Regions from separate parts of the Homo sapiens genome. Here region 2 is linked to region 1. Evidence: chromatin loops called from intact Hi-C (ENCODE). Cell type or tissue: heart left ventricle. All regions are shown on one strand. Links, peaks and the distances in the headings refer to the core of each region. The heading gives the core; the rest is flanking DNA.

Region 1 (5,387 bases), core at 195-5,194:
GTTAAGCATTGTCTCATTTCTTTATTTTTTTCGTATTTCTTATTCAGTGACTTGCCTATTTATATTATTCTAGGGAAATACTTGATTTTTTTAGTTGTAATTACACTATTTTTTAGTTGTAATTTTTTGTTGTAATATGTGCAATTACACATATTAATCCTATAATATTGCAAATATTCAAATTAGCTGTAAGTAGATATTCAAAAGTGTATGACTATGCATAGAAAAAAATCTGGAAAGATTTACACCAAAAGGTTAACAATTACTTTTAAGTGGATGGGTCATGGATACTTGACTTTCTTCTTTATACCTTTCTGTGTTGCTGCTCTCCTTCCCTCCTTGAACACTAAAGTATGTATTAATTTCACAAGTAGGAAAAGCCCCAATAAAGTGATTAGTGGAATAAAGGTGATAATGAAGGCTCTCAAGGCAATTCTAACAGAGGATTTCCAAAGGCACTTTGAGTAGTAGCTGTGTCAATAGAGTAAGTCTCCTAAAGTCAGGGTTTGAAGGAAACAACAGTCACTTCTTGGATAAGAAAAATTGACAGTGCAGTTCAAAATTAGCCTTATTACTTTACCTCTTCAGCACCCAAGATTCGACCATTTTTTAAACCATATTATTTTACCCACCCAGCCCTTTCTCAAGTGTTGCCAGTAAACAGTAAGGGACACCGAAACATCTTGGCTATAACAGAAGCTTCTGGACAGAAATGTGCAAAGGCTCTATTCAAGGACAAAATGGCTTTTGAGCCATAAATCCCCTCAGAAACTCAACTAATTACTACATGCAAAGAAAGTATATGTTGATCAGAAAGAAGGAGATGAGAAGAAGAAGAAGAGTCTGCTGGGGAAACACAGTTCAAGGAAAGTCACGGAGACTAGTACTGGCAGTACCCATGCAAGAACTGCTGAGTATTCAGTCTTCCCAGCAGGACTATGGCTAAGCAGGGAACAGGGCCTCATGTTGCCTGGGTTGAGAAACACCTCTTGAGATCACCTCAATTCATTAGTTCTGAGTACATTTTGCAATATTAGTTTGACTTTCTACTGGTGGCAGTGACAAGGGTGGGGAGAGGAGAATGTAGGGTGGAGGAAAGGTCACACCAAGTTGGGAATGATGGCCCCTCAGATGCTAGGTTTTCAAAGATTGAACTGTCAGTCTGGATAGGGCCTAAAAGGTGGGTCCATTAACCCCATCCTTGAGACAGCCGGGATGGCCGCGGGCCAGACCCCAGGATGAGAGGAATACAAGAGGCCACCTGGGAAACCTGCAAGTAACCTGCCAGCCCCAGCAATCACCTCATCCTAAGAAAGTGCTTCCGTGCAAACTTTAACAGAAATTATCTCTACTTCTTACTGGTGCAATCCTAATTTAGAGTTAACTCTCAAGCTCTGAGTAGTTATGGGACACCCATGCAGCTGGCTGCTGCTGCCTAGTGCCTCATCAGCAACTCTGAACACTATAGGACTCAAATGTGAAGGATAGAAAGAAAGGAGAATAAAGAATAGGAAAGATAAATTCCCTGTGCCCCTGGCTTTTGTTTGTTCTCAGCTTACTTACATACCCATGCGTTATTACAGAGTGAGTGATTCTTGAGAAGACAGATTTAGCCTACGGACTAAATTCTTGAGAGTGTTATTGTAGATTCCAGGACTTAACCATTTACATAAAGAAAAGCAATTTATATGTCAAGAATTTCAGTGCTTATAAAGCAGGGATAACTAATGTTATAATATATCACAGTAGCACAATAATCCTAAAATATACCATGCTTAGGTGTGTGTCTCTGACTATGGAGTGCTTACTCAGTGCAATCCCAAATGCAAGCAGGCAAACCCCCTAACATTCAGGTTGGAAGAAGAGAGGGCGGACATGCACTCTCTGTCATTTGGAGGCTGAGATTCAGATAACATATAGAAATGGGAGAAGAGACACATCTGTCATGTCTTCCAAACTGAGCTGAGGACATCTGCAGCTACTGCCACCATCTCACTCTAGTACAACGGGAAAAACAGATGTAAAAATAGAAGTGATATATTCAACTATTAACAGTGAGGCAAAACTGAATATAGCAGTCTGCAGAAGCACTGACGTAGAACGGGAAATGGCTTCTTCTAGGCAGGCTGTCTGCCTTGAGTGGACAACATGCCAACTAAAGATGTTTCCAGCACCCATGTCATCCCTGACTTTTTAATAAGGGATTAGGAGGAAGAGAAAAGCGAGAAGGTTACAAACCGACTGAGAGCAAGTAATACCCTCCTGACAGAAAAGTGAAGGAGCCCATTTGTTCAGAAGAAAATGCCTCCCTGGGAGCTCCTCACTCGCCACGTGAATTACCTTCTCTTTATCAGATTTATGAAGAGGCTGCACAGCTGTGTGCAGAACAGGTAAGAATTTTAATAATGAAAGTGCTGGATGAGAGGACGAAGACAGCATAAAAAAGATGAGGAAGATTCTAGACCCAGAAAATCACTACCCTGGTTCCTGTCAGTGTCACTGCTGCTCCACCTGGGGGATGCTGAGAGTCCATTCACGCATATTCAGCAGGGCAATTCAGTGGAGAGTCTTTATCACGAATATCCATTCATAAGTGAATTGCTTAGGTGGAGCTTTTTTGTTGTTGTTTGAAATATAATTCATGCATCATAAAATTCACTCTTTAAAGGGGTATGCTTTAGTGTTCTTTAGTATTACCCACAAGCTTGTCCGACCATTACCACTGATTCCAGAACATTTTCATCACCCCAAAGAGGAACTCCATACTCATTAGTAGTCACTCTCCATCCCCTTCCAGCAACCATCAGTTGACTTCCTGTCTCTATGGATTTATAATACCTATTCTGGATATTTCATAGAAATAAAATCATAATATATGACCTCTTATGCCTGGCTTCTTTTACTTAGTAGTATGTTTTCAAGGTGCATCCATGTCATAGCATGAATCAGTACTTCATTCCTTTTAAAAAAGAATTATTTAATAATTCACCTATTTTAACATAAATAACTCAGTGCATTTAGTATTGTCACAATGTTGTACAATCACCGACCTCTTATCTAGTTTCAAAACATTTCCATTACTCTAAAGTAAAACTCCTTACCCATTAGGCAGTTTCTCCCCATTCCTCCTCCCCCTAGTCCCTAGCAACCACCCATCTATGCTCTGTATCTATGGATTGATCTATTCTGAATATTTCATTTAAATGGAATCATATAATATGTTAACACTTTGTGTCTGGCTTCTTTCACTTAGCATAATGCTTTGGAGGTTCATCCATGTTGTTGTATGTATCAGTATTCTTTTTAATGGCTGAATAATATTCCATCGTATGGATATACCACAATTTGTTTATCCATCATCTGCTGATAAACACTGGGTTCTTTCCAATTTTTGGCTATTATGAATAATGCTGCTATGAACATTCACATACAAGTTTTTGTGGACACATGTAAGGCTTAAGTATAAATGCCCAATCCCTCTCCATTCCCATTTTCATGAGGCAAATACTTTAAATTCTTTTAGTGGTTTCTTCTGGTAATTATCTGATGTTTCTGGCAATACACTTATACTGCTTTTAGAAAACCAGTTTTAGGGTTGGGCATGGTGGCTCATTGCCTATAATCCCAGCACTCTAGGAGGCTGAAGTGGGTGGATTGCTTGAGCCCAGAAGTTTGAGACCATCTTGGGCAACATGGCAAAACCCTGTCTCTACTAAAAATATAAAAATTAGCCAGGCATGGTGGCGTGTACCTGTAGTTCCAAACACTTGGGAGACTGAGGCAGGAGGATCACCTGAGCCTGGGAGGCAGAGGTTGCAGTGAGCCAAGATGGAGCCACTGCACTCCAGCCTAGGCAACAGAGTGAGAACCTGTCTCAAAAAAAAAAAAAAGTCAATTTTAGATATTATCTCTTGAGTTCCAATTATGGAAAATAAGCATTTAGTTTTCTTATGTCCCCCCATGTGCAAATGCACACTCACTTTATCCTCCCATCTTCACAATATTATTCTAATCTCCATTTCTGGTTAAATCTAGAATTAGCATTTACATTGTTATGACTATGCATTTATAGCATTTATAGCCACGTCATGTACAAAGATTATATTCACTTAATCATACTTTTTCCCCTTAGGTTCTAGATGACCTAGAAGGGAAAATTTGCTTTACTTAAACATTTTCCTCAGTTTCCTATGTACCAATTAATAGTTCATCTTCAAATTCTGCAAGAAAATGAAAAATCTCTAGATATATTAAAACACACTGGACATTCTACTGTTTTCTTGTCAGCATCCACTTCCCTATCCTCTGATAAGAGTGATTTGTATCTGAAACCAGGGACAGGGACATGACATGAGACACAGCGTGGGTAGGGAGTGGACCCACCTGAGCTCATAGCCCACTATGAGGAAGGCAGAGCTGACAGGGAGGGAGCCAGTGAGCAAGTGACCTGACTTGCCTGGATGACACTGTTCAGCCTCTGCATTCTGCCATATCTTTACACTTTGCAATTATGTGCACCAAATAAATCCTTTTTCCTGCATAAGCCTGAGTTGTGCTTCTGGTGCTTACAACCCAAAGGGATAGTAACTAACATGGACACTGAGAATAGGGGCTAAGCCACTTCTGTGCATCCATGTAGGTCTTTGAGGAATCCTCATTTTACTTTTAGCAGGAGATGCATAGAGTCTTTTCACTTTAGTGAAAGTAGTGTTAGTCTAATGGCGGATTGATTTCAGAACTAAGGATCCCCTCAAATTCAGGTTCTTGTCCTTGACAAAACAGAAAATAAACTAATAGTTTCAGAAATGACTAAATATGAAGAGAATAGCAACACCAAGCACACTTTATCAAATACCTGGTAAAGCACATTTTGAAAGGCAACCAGGATGTTAATTTCATGTCACATAACCATTTCTTGCACTTGAATATTTTTCAAAGTATATTCACATCCAAAACTTCATCAGATCCCCTCAGCCTTCTTTTTTCATAATGACCCACATTTTAAAGTCGCTTCTAAGCATAAAAACAAACCAAAACATATTTTATGAATAATTATCTGTTTCTTCTAAATAAAAACTCTAAAATGTTTATTCTTCCTCAAGTCTAGTTTACTTACTTTTCTAGTCAGCTCTCCTGAATCTGTTTTTCTTTTCTTTTTTTTTTTTTTGAGACGGACTCTCGCTCTATTGCCAGGCTAGAGTGCAGTGGTGCAATCTTGGCTCACTGCAACCTCTGCCTCCCAGGTTCAAGTGATTTTCCTGCCTCAGCCCCCCAAGTAGCTGAGACTACAGGTGTGCACCACCATGCCCAGCTAAGTTTTGTATCTTTAGTAGAATGGGGTTTCACCATGTTGGCCAGGATGTTCTCGATCTCTTGACCTCATGATC
Region 2 (5,387 bases), core at 62-5,061, 51 kb after region 1:
ACCTGGATAGCTTTATCAATATCAGCCAAAAATTAAAAAATAAAAAAGCTTAAGGCAAAGACAGATAAAATATGGTAACTCACTTTAATCAAAAGGTTAAATTCATCAGCACCACAGGAAAGGGAGAAAAAAGGTTAAACTCGGCAGGAAAATGTAATAATTCAAGTCTAAGTATAACCAATAAATTAGCCGTAAAATACATAAAACCAAAAAAATATATAACAACAACAAGAAATTGTCAAATCCACCATCACGGTAGGTGATGTTAATGCAATTCCCTAGGTAAGCAAAACGTCAAGCAGACAGAAAGTCAGCCTAGCTTAATGAATGTATATGAAACACCACAGCTGAACACCCATCAAATAAGAAACATGGCAAGAAGGAAGCAATTTGTGGTGGAAGCAGAAGCTTGAATGGATGCAGAGGGGTAAAGGAGGCCAGTAAAGGCAAAACACTGGCAGGGTTGGGAATGAGCAGGTGCTATACTCGCAGAGAAAGCCTGCAAATGGGGAGAGGAGTGAGGGTATGGAACACACATGAGGAGGGCAGTGGGGCCAGGGTAATGATGGAGCACTGGGGTAAAAATTAAAGAACAATCCATTTCCTAGGAACCTTCCCTGGTTCCTGCTCTTCCTGAGACCTGGCTGTTAAGCTAATTCTGGGTCACCTTGCAAACAAGTATCCATTCTTGAAGTAACTGAAATGATCCTCTGCTCATTACAACCCAAATAACTAACCAGTTAAATAATGCAGTTTCCTTGTTGCAGCTGTCAATAGGGTTAAAGTTCTGCTGGAATCGGGGTCCCCACACAGACATTCTACACAGCTGCTATTCTTGGGCAACTGTGGCATGCAAGCATTCCCTCCTTCCCTCCACAAATGTTCACTGAGTAACTACTTTGAGCAAGGTACTGTGATAATTTCAAATGGCTTAAAAGAAACATTTTAGATAATACTCTATTTTCTTTATGGTCTTGACAGAATACCAAAGAACTGCTTATGATTTTCATTGAGACAGCCTGAAGGACTTTAAAATTGAGTTTCTAAAAGACTTTTGGCAGAGTATTTGGTTGAAAATTTAGGTAACTAAAAATGTAGGTTTGTATTTCTCACTTCAAAATGAAGACCTCTAACTCAGAAAAAACCAATATTGTTGCTATAACAGTGTATGAATTGTAATTTTTTAAACTGGTGGTAAAAATCCAGATGTAAAATATAATTTTTAAAGGGTACTTAAAAAACTGTTGCACAAATTATTTTCTGCAATGATACAGAAGAATTGCATTTGAACGTATTTTTGACCATGAGAGACAAGCCAGTACCTAATATGTGATGTATCTGGGAAACAAACAAAAAAAAAACAAAACACCCTGAAACAAAAAACCCCAAACCCAAAGCAAAAACAAAACTCTCAGCTTTTATTTAGAAAACACATCAACCATATACAAACAGAGATAATTTATAGCAGCCTTCTGTATGTATACAAGAAACACTCCAAGTCAAACTAGTGATATAAAAATCATAAAGAAGGTAAGGCAAGGCAGATAGAAATATTTTAAATGCTCATATGAAGAATTTAAGGCCTCAAACGTGTCTTCAATCAGTTGTCATAAGAGGAACCTTCTACAATTCAAAGAAAACTTGTCCTTGAAGATCATATGACAAAAAAGTTGTTCATCACTGTGTAGAAAGTACTAAAAAGTGATTAAAATTGTATTCAATGAAGAAAATCTTGATTTAGTATGATAACTATGGAAGAAATTGGAATAATCTCAGATCCTTTTTATGATACTCAGTCCATTCTCCGCATATATTTGTTACAATTACTACATTCCAGACTCTGTGTGAAGTTCTGGAGATATTCAGACCCTGTCCTCACTTAGCTTACAGCTTAGTTTTAACATTGTACAATCACTGTCAGAATGGAGGAAGGTGCAGCCACTCAACTAGGAGGCAACTGTCCTGGGCGGAACTCACATCATTCAAGAACTGATATCACTGGACAGCATCATGTGACACAACACGTCGTCAAGAGTGAAGACTCTGTATTACCACAGCAGAGAGACTGGATAACCAGGTATGATGCCACTTATACGCTGATGTGTTTATCTGTGCCAATCATGACTCCCCTTGATCAGGAATAACTCCAACCCCTTTCTCTTAAAGGTTAATTTCTCCAAATTGCTACAGTATTTTGTCACATTCACTCTACTTCATAGTTCCTGCTTTTATCAGTAAGTCACTTTTTGTCTACCCCTGTGGAACATTAAAATTTATGGGGAGTTTAAAAAACAAAAATTGATGCCTGGATTCCCTCCCTGGAGAGGCTGGTTTAACTGACTCTAAAGGGCAACCAGGGTTGAGAATCTCTCTCATCCATATTTCCACAATATTTTATGCTAGCCAGAGTCTTAAAATTCTCCTTTCACTCTTATACTATTAGCTTCTTTGCTGCAGAACTCTTAACCAGCATCTTTACATTTTCTTTTCTTTGAACTGTCTTGTTTAAAATCTTAAGGAGTGTCCAACAGAAAAATGGACAAAGGACCCATGGCTGGCAACTCACAAAAGAAACACAAATAACTAACAAACATCTGGAAAACATTCAACATCTCCTCTTGTAATCAAACATGAAAACATTTAACATCTCTCAACTAGTAATGTGTTCGTTAAAAATCCAGGAAATAGGCCTTTTTCATACACTGTGAGTAGGAGTGTATTTCAGAAGAACTTTTATGAAGGCAAATAGGCAATATATTTCAAAAGTTTAAAAAATGTTATTTCCAGCCAGGTATGGTGTCTCACGTCTGTAATCACTGCACTTTGGGAGGCCAAGGTGGGCAGATAGCTTTAGGTTAGGAGTTCGAGAGCAGCCTGGGCAACATGGCGAGACCTTGTCTCAACCAAAAATAAAATATAAAAATTAGTTGGGCATGGTGGTATGCACCTGTAGTCCCAGCTACTCAGAAGGCTGAGGTGGGAGGATTGATTGAGCCTGGAAGGTCAAGGCTGCAGTGAGCTGCGATCGCAACACTGCATTCCGGCCTGGGTGACAGAACTAGACCTTGACTCAAAATAAAACAAAACAAAAACAAGAATGTTATTTCCTTTGGCCTAGAAATTCCAGCTCTAGGAATTTACCTAAGGAAACAGACATGAGTCCAAAAGATAAGTGTTCAAAGAAGTTCATCATAGCAAACAGAACCAACTTAAAAGTATTTATTTAGGGCACTGAATCAACAAATTTTTGTATCTCTACGTAACAGAGTATTAAATGGCCACAAAAATGCTGGGGCTGAGATTGAGGGTGGCAGAGAAGGTATGAGGTTTACTGAGCTCCTTGCCTGTACAGACACATTTTTCCTCTTGCACAAACGTATACTTAGACATGACAGATATACATACATATGGGGATGCAAAATTGCATAAGAGGACATAAAAGAGGGATTACAAATGGGAGACGAAACAAAAAAAATAGGCTAAACTGAAATAAGAAAAGGAGGCTTGGTGAGTAAGATGCAGAATAGGGACTTTACAAAGAAGATGCAAGAAACTAAAAGGAAAAGCAGTGTTGCTGTTATGGAAAACAATATGGTGGGTCCTCAAAAAAATTAAACATAGAATTACCATATGATCCAGCAATCCCACTTTTGGGTATATACTCAAAAGAACTGAAAACAGGGGCTCAAACAGGTATTTGTATTCCCATGTTAATAGCAGCATTGTTCACAATACCCAAAGGTAGAAGCAACCCAAATGTCCACTGATAGATGAATAAACAAAATGTGTAATGTACATAAATGGAGTATTTTTCAGCCTTAAAAGGAAGAAAATTCTGAAACATGCTACAACATGGATAAACTTTGAAAATATTATGCTAAGTGAAGTAAGCCAGTTACAAAGACTCCACCTATATGAGATACTTTGACTCCAATTATACATATGGTAGACTGTTCCACAGGTTACAGAGGCTCTGTGCATTTTTTCTTTATGCTTAAATTTAGATAATCTCTATTACTATGTCTTCAAGTTCACTTACCCTTTCTTGAGGACGTTATGCTAAGTGAAATAAGTAAGTCACATAACGGCAAACACTGCATAATTCCACTTATATAATGTACCTAAAGTAGTCAAATTCATAGGGATAGAAAGTAGAATAGTAGTTGCCAGGGGCTGAGGGGAGGAGGGGATAGGGAGTTATTGTTTAATAAGAACATCATTTCCATTTAGGAAGATGAAAAAAGTTTTGGAAATGATTAGTGGTGATGTTTGTAAAAAAATGTGGATGTACTTAATGCCAATGAATTGTAAATTAAAAATGGTAAATGTTATATTATGCATATATAATAAAAATTGCAGGTCTGAAAAAAATTCTAAAGGACAATAATACTAAGTACTCTGATATTGATAATTGCAATATTAGCTTTGTTTTCTTTTTCAAGGAAATCGGTCCTTACTAGCACTTTTGAACACTTTGTCTCTTGCAAATCCAGTACATGTCAAACTTCTGAAATGCTACTCAAAACTTCACAATAACACAATGTGTTAGTACTTGAGAGCCAAAAGGTAAAAACTTTAATCCTGGCTCCAATCTTAATTAGGTATTAGCTGGGGGAAAATCAGTTAATTCTTTCTAGACTTGTGCTTCCTATATTTAACATGAACAGGGTGGTCATTTCAACACAAAAATGAACTCAAGTTTCTTTGCTACTCTGATATTCTCTAGTTCCACAGTCTCTAAGTCCCCGACAACACTTTACACATTATAAATATCTTTGTTACATGGGTGGTTGAGCTTTGTGTAGTTTTTTTTTTTCCCCTAAGAATGCTGTATTGGTATATGGAAGATTCTATTTTGTATTTTAACATTCTTTTTTATGTTTATATCTTCTGTCATTTCATTGCCTCCAGTTAATATTTGTAAATTTTTTGAGCTAAATTTGTCATTAGCGTCTCCATTACAATTATGAAAGAATACCTGTATTTTTTCTTAAATCTCAAAACAAAATTAGGATTTTTTCCCTTAGAGAGAATTTGACTATCTCTTAATTATTTGATACCATTTATTTTGATTTTTAAGGAATATAACCGCCCCTGCCCCCCCAATAAAAGTAGTAAGCATGGAATGCTTTTGTTCCATAAGATGGGATTCTTTCCAAGGACTCTACCTTCTAGGTCTTGTCAATGTGGGAAAATAAAGTTTCAACATTAGTGTTTCCTTATAAAAGATCAGAGAGTGAATGCTTGATTCATGCCCACTTTACTAAACAGTTGTTTCCAACTATTTTAGCCCCTAAATATTTCTTTAAGCTTTTTCCTCTTTTTGATTCCCAGCACTACTGTCCTAGTTCGCACCATCATCAACATTTGTGAATACTACTGTTTTA

Evidence for each region. Peaks named below come from ENCODE experiments on the same cell type or tissue, not always from the same donor. Only the 100,000 strongest peaks of a DNase experiment are listed, where the experiment ranks them.
Region 2: a loop joins it to region 1, with 2.0 times the contacts of the local background. A loop is called at or near these places in 5 of 110 quality-filtered maps.

What each region holds. Positions count from the first base shown.
Region 1 is chr2:27,821,261-27,826,647 of GRCh38, forward strand. All of the region lies in intron 7 of RBKS (ribokinase), which reads right to left. Among named protein-coding and RNA genes, the nearest start is that of MRPL33, 52 kb to the left of the region's middle. In heart left ventricle, for the core only: a CTCF peak has its summit at 2,506 (motif pointing left); no DNase peak of the experiment used is centred there; H3K4me3 peaks cover 421 bases; H3K27ac peaks cover 1,541 bases.
Region 2 is chr2:27,872,481-27,877,867 of GRCh38, forward strand. The region is part of intron 1 of RBKS (ribokinase); the gene reads right to left. Among named protein-coding and RNA genes, the nearest start is that of RBKS, 15 kb to the right of the region's middle. In heart left ventricle, for the core only: no CTCF peak of the experiment used is centred there; no DNase peak of the experiment used is centred there.